Regions from separate parts of the Mus musculus genome. Here region 2 is linked to region 1. Evidence: chromatin loops called from intact Hi-C (ENCODE). Cell type or tissue: heart. All regions are shown on one strand.

Evidence for each region. Hi-C counts contacts between places; a loop is a spot of excess contacts. Peaks named below come from ENCODE experiments on the same cell type or tissue, not always from the same donor. Only the 100,000 strongest peaks of a DNase experiment are listed, where the experiment ranks them.
Region 2: it touches region 1 in a loop (3-fold over the local background); 22 of 42 quality-filtered maps call a loop at or near these places.

Annotation. Positions count from the first base shown.
Region 1 is chr17:24,733,581-24,736,080 of GRCm38, forward strand. Rpl3l (ribosomal protein L3-like) reads left to right here. Exons shown (of 10, transcript NM_001163945.2): 6 at 4-164; 7 at 337-438; 8 at 1,837-1,932; 9 at 2,142-2,261; 10 at 2,420-2,500. The coding sequence ends at 2,476. Among named protein-coding and RNA genes, the nearest start is that of Msrb1, 1.8 kb to the right of the region's middle. In heart, a CTCF peak has its summit at 1,119 (motif pointing right); DNase peaks (open chromatin) are centred at 51, 271 and 2,091; H3K4me3 peaks cover 301 bases; H3K27ac peaks cover 683 bases.
Region 2 is chr17:24,885,762-24,888,261 of GRCm38, forward strand. It overlaps Nubp2 (nucleotide binding protein 2), which reads right to left and starts at 589. Exons shown (of 7, transcript NM_011956.3): 1 at 518-589; 2 at 1-76. The coding sequence starts at 545. Spsb3 (splA/ryanodine receptor domain and SOCS box containing 3) reads left to right here and starts at 913. Exons shown (of 7, transcript NM_001163751.1): 1 at 913-999; 2 at 2,019-2,156. The coding sequence starts at 919. In heart, a CTCF peak has its summit at 1,090; DNase peaks (open chromatin) are centred at 750, 1,820 and 2,130; H3K4me3 peaks cover 2,369 bases; H3K27ac peaks cover 1,566 bases.

The sequences.
Region 1 (2,500 bases):
CAGGGGTGACCAGTCGCTGGCATACCAAGAAGCTTCCAAGGAAGACCCACAAAGGCTTGCGCAAAGTGGCCTGCATCGGCGCCTGGCACCCTGCCCGAGTAGGCTGCTCCATCGCCCGGGCTGGGCAGAAGGGTTACCACCACCGTACAGAGCTGAACAAGAAGGTGTGTCCATAACTTTGAGGACTTTCTAGTGGGGTGGCATGACTCACACATGGATTGAGTTCATGAAATATTACTAGTTCCAGAGTCTGAGCATGTGGGCCAAGCGTGTGACTGGCCATGTTGCTAGCCACAGAACCTACCTCTGGTCCATTCTATGCTGTTTTCCTGCCAGATCTACCGCATTGGCCGGGGGCTGCACATGGAAGATGGAAAGATGGTCAGAAACAACGCATCCACCAGCTACGACGTAACTGACAAGTCAATCACACCCCTGGTGAGAGCCTGGCCAGGATGCCAAGTGGCATCTGATGGGAATCAGGGACAGGGGACAGCTCCATTTGGGTGCCACCCTGCCTGAAGAGCTCCATGTGTTTTCTACAACTGGATGTTGCCCCCCACACAGAATAGGCCCCAGGTCCTGGCAGGAGGGAGGTACTGGGAGAGCTCTCGCACACTTGAAAGCGTCAGTTCTCACCTGCTCCTGCACGCTCATAATCACTGTGAGGGGCTGGTATTCTGTGCCCATAGAGTATGGGGTCTCAGGAGTGAGTCCAGGGCCAGAAGGAAGTAGCTGCGGAGTTTGAAGCATGTGTCTGCTCTTTTTAAAAAAATACATACAGGGTTGGGCGTGGTGGCACATGCCTTTAATCACAGCACTAGGAAGGCAGAAGCAGGCGGATTTCTGAGTTGGAGGCGAGCCTGGTCTACAAAGTGAGTTCCAGGACAGCTAGGGCTACACAGAGAAACCCTGTCTCGAAAAACAAAAAACAACAAAAACAACAACAAAATACATACAGCATTTCATGTAACCCAGGTTGGGCTCCAGCTCCCTATATGGCTGAGAATGATCTTGAAAATTCTCCTCTTCCTTTCCTTTTTTTAAAAAGAAAGATTTATTTATTATGTATACAGTGTTCTGGGAAAAGATTTACTATGTATACAGTGTTCTGCTGCATGTAGCAGGCCAGAAGAGGGCACCAGATCTCATTACAGTGGTTGTGAGCCACCATGTGTTTGCTGAGAATTGAACCCAGGACCTCTGGAAGGACAGTCAGTGAGCCATCTCTCTAGCCTCTGATTCTCCTTTTTCTACCATCTGAGTGCTGAGAGCTTATGCCACGATACCCTGTTTTGTTGTTTTTATGTATAGCACTGGCTATCCTGGAACTTGCTTTGTAAACCAGGGTGGCCTTGAACTCAAACAATCCTCCATCTTCTGCCTCCCAAGTGCTGAGATTAAAGGTGTGTCAGTACCACTCGGCTAAAGCCGTTTATTAAGGTAGTGCTCAGGATGGAACACAGGGTCTCATGCTAGTCTAGAATGTTTCAAACTGAGCTCTCTAGTGAGGCTCTCTCTGGTACCCAAGCTGGCCTTCAACTCAAAGTGATCTCATATCCCCCTCTCAAGTGCTGGATTTACGAGTGTATACCACCGTGCTCAGCAAACCCAAACTTCTGAGCATCAGTGTGCCCACAAAAAGGCATATTGTTAAATGAGATGACACAGGAAAGATACTTAGTATTCAGTTGAGATGTTACTGCCCCCTGAGGAGTGACCCAGTGGGAAGGTATTGTCCCTGCACCCTGGGGTCTGCGCATAGGGCTCCCTCCCACTACAGCCTCCTAACTTGGCTGCCCTGTTCCTGGCTTGGTGTGGTCTGTCTCCCTGTAGGGTGGCTTCCCCCACTATGGGGAAGTGAACAATGACTTCATCATGTTAAAGGGCTGCATTGCAGGTACCAAGAAGCGAGTGATCACTCTGAGAAAGGTCAGTGCTGCTTGGCAAGCTGGGGAGTGGACTCCAGTGGCCTGTTCTGTCCTTTAGCGTGCTCTGTGGTGGGTTGTGTGGTGGGAGAGTAAAGGAAGGGGGTCTGGCAAGAGCGAGGGATTGACTGAGTCCTCCTTGGTGTGAACTGGAGGTCACAGGAGGAGTCGGGGCCCTCTGTCCTTGACATCTCTTCTCTCTTGGATACCCAGTCCCTTCTGGTGCACCACAGCCGCAGGGCCCTGGAGAATATTGAGCTCAAGTTCATTGACACCACTTCTAAGTTTGGCCACGGATGTTTTCAGACAGCGCAGGAGAAGAGGGCCTTCATGGTGAGCTAGTCCCACTTGTTCCAGAGAGGAACTAGAAGAAGGGGCCTTTTTAGCAAACCAGTAGAGCAGGCCCTAGGTGGCCCTGGCACTGGCCGTAGGTAGTATTTCTTGACTGACTCTCCTGACTAACTCTCATCTTGTCTCCTCACCTTAACCAGGGTCCCCAAAAGAAACATCTGGAGAAAGAGAAGCCGGAGACCTTGGGAAACATGTAAGATGTCTGGAATGGAGCACACCTG
Region 2 (2,500 bases), 150 kb after region 1:
ATGGTGCTTTTCCCAACGCCACCCTTTCCAGAAAGAACAAGGATGATGTGTCGCACCCCGGCCAGGTTCCCGGGTTCTGGTGAGAAACAGGAGTTGGGGTGTCTGAGAGAGCGACAAAGACAAAGGCACGCGGGTAGGTCTTCTAGAAGCCCCAGACCTGTCTCAGCCTCACTTCTGTCTGAAGTGGAGCAACTGAAGGCACGTGCACACGTGAACGCTCACTTCAAACTGCCAGCTAATTTTAACAGACACAGAGGAAACTAACAGAGTAGATGATCACAGCTAAGCGACACCCGCGCACAAACGCAGACTCCACACTAGAGACTTCCAGTTCTAGGGAAGCAGGGCCCCCAATTCTCGGAAAGGCGTGAGGCTGAGGTCTTAGAGCAGATATAACCGCCGATGTGTGCATCGCGACACTCGGCTAGCTCAGTAAACAAGGGGACATGGGATGCTTTGGCGTGGGCCTGCACGCGGTTCGCCTTCAGACTTTCCCAACCCCTCGCGTTTGACCGACCTGCACGCTCACCGGCAGCAGCCTCCATTCCGCTACTAGTTGCTTTTCGCGGCTCTCTTCCGCTTCCTCTCCAAACTTTCGCAGCCTTTGAACCAATGGTGACAAGAGCCCGCCCCTTACTCATTTTGAGAGGTTAGTCATTCACCGTCCAGCCAATCAGATCACCCAAGGAGGTCCCGATCCTGGCAACTGATGATGACGCCACGGGCACGGACACACTTCCTTATATTTGTCCAATGGTCATGCGAAAGTTTTTTTTTTTTTTGACCGCTCTAGCGAGGGCCAATAGAAACTTTGGTTCAGGATTGACAGTTTGTGCAAGCCTCTTGACAGCAGTCCTGTCTCGCGAGACCCGCCCCCGCGCGAAGCTGCCATAGAGCCCGCCTTCGGCTGCCGGGCCAATGCAGGGCGGGGGCGGGGATTGTTTGCGTCGCGGCCGGAACGGAAAGTGGGTCAGCGCCGGGGGAGCTTTTTGGCCGCAGGTGAGCCGCGCCGGCCCAGCCCGGTCAGGCCCGGCGGCCGGCGGGTTGACCTTGCAGGCGGTCAAGCCGGCCACCCGTTGTTCCCTGGCGGTGGCGCTCGGGAGTCTGGGCGGGGGCCTCGGAGTCAGGCGTCAGGGACGGCATCGCTGTGGCGAGATCCGCGAGCCTTTGGCGAGGGAAGCAACCTTCAGCCCCGCGGAGGCCGAGCGTGGCTACGTCCAGGGACATCTCTGGTTCATTCATTGGGTTCCTACTGTGTGTTCTTATACGGCGCTCAGCCAACCCAACTGCTGTGGAGTGCTGTGCGCGGCCCCGCCCGGCTTCTTTGTGGATGGCCGGGGCGAGGTAGGGTAGTACAGTGGGTCTACAGGGGGACAGGAGGCAGCTAGGACAGAGTCGACTATTAGACAAAGACAGTCCACTCGGGAGAGGAGATCCGGACCTCTCAAAGCCTTTCATTTTGTCCCAAGAACGATGTCAAGCCAGTGAGTTTAAGGTTGTATCAAAGACTGAGTTTGTAGTGTGCAGAGCCGGATGGGTGAGAGGGAGTTGTGTGGTGCAGGAAGCGGTGGGGGTCTCCAATGGCAAGGAGGGGTGTCAGGAGTGGATGACAGCGGTGTTTCTGGCATGAGGAACTGGATGCTGTGGATGCCATTTGCCAAAGTGGACCGCGGAGGAGGAGCAAGTTAAGTGTCAAATGCCTGAGGGGCAACAGCTCCTGAACAGAATGCAGAGATGGGCTGGGACACATCCAAAGTCATGGGTGTCTGGGTTGTGTTTCACACCATCGCCCTGGGCTTGATTGAGGTGCTCAGATACTCGAGCCAGGTACGAGCTTGTGGGAGTTTCTGGAGCTCAGAGCTCAGTGTTGAGGGCTTGGAGTCCCCAGCCTTTGGTGGATCCATGGCTTAGGCTGCCAGGTAGAAGTGGCAGGGGGCAGAGTTGTGGGGTGTAGATTTGGGCCTTGTTTGGACATTGATACATTACATGTCTTTAAAGTTACAGTTATTTTTTTCCAGGTTCTCTCCACTATGGCCCGGCGTACACGGAGTAGCAGGGCATGGCATTTCGTCCTGAGCGCAGCCCGCCGAGATACAGATGCCCGGGCTGTGGCTCTGGCAGGCAGCTCTAACTGGGGCTATGACTCTGATGGGCAGGTAGGTCGAAGTGGCAAGGTGGGGATAACCAGTGTCTATGTTGGGTGAAAAAGACACTGAGCCAGGCAGCTGAGCTGTGTCCTGGTATGTGGTGCTTTTTGGTCTGGTAAAGCCTGAGGTATGTCAGGCCTCAAGACAAGAGACAGGGATCGAAAGTTCTGGATAGTGCTGGTTACTGTACAATGCTTGTTCACCAGGCCTGCCAATTTTATTATTGTGTGCCACAGTGAATGGGTCAGGAGCCTTGTATGTGTGTTCTATCTTACACCTTTATTTGGTATCTGGGGAGCAAGCTTAGGTTGTCCGTGACGTGCAGTAGCACACATACATATGCTGAGCCATTT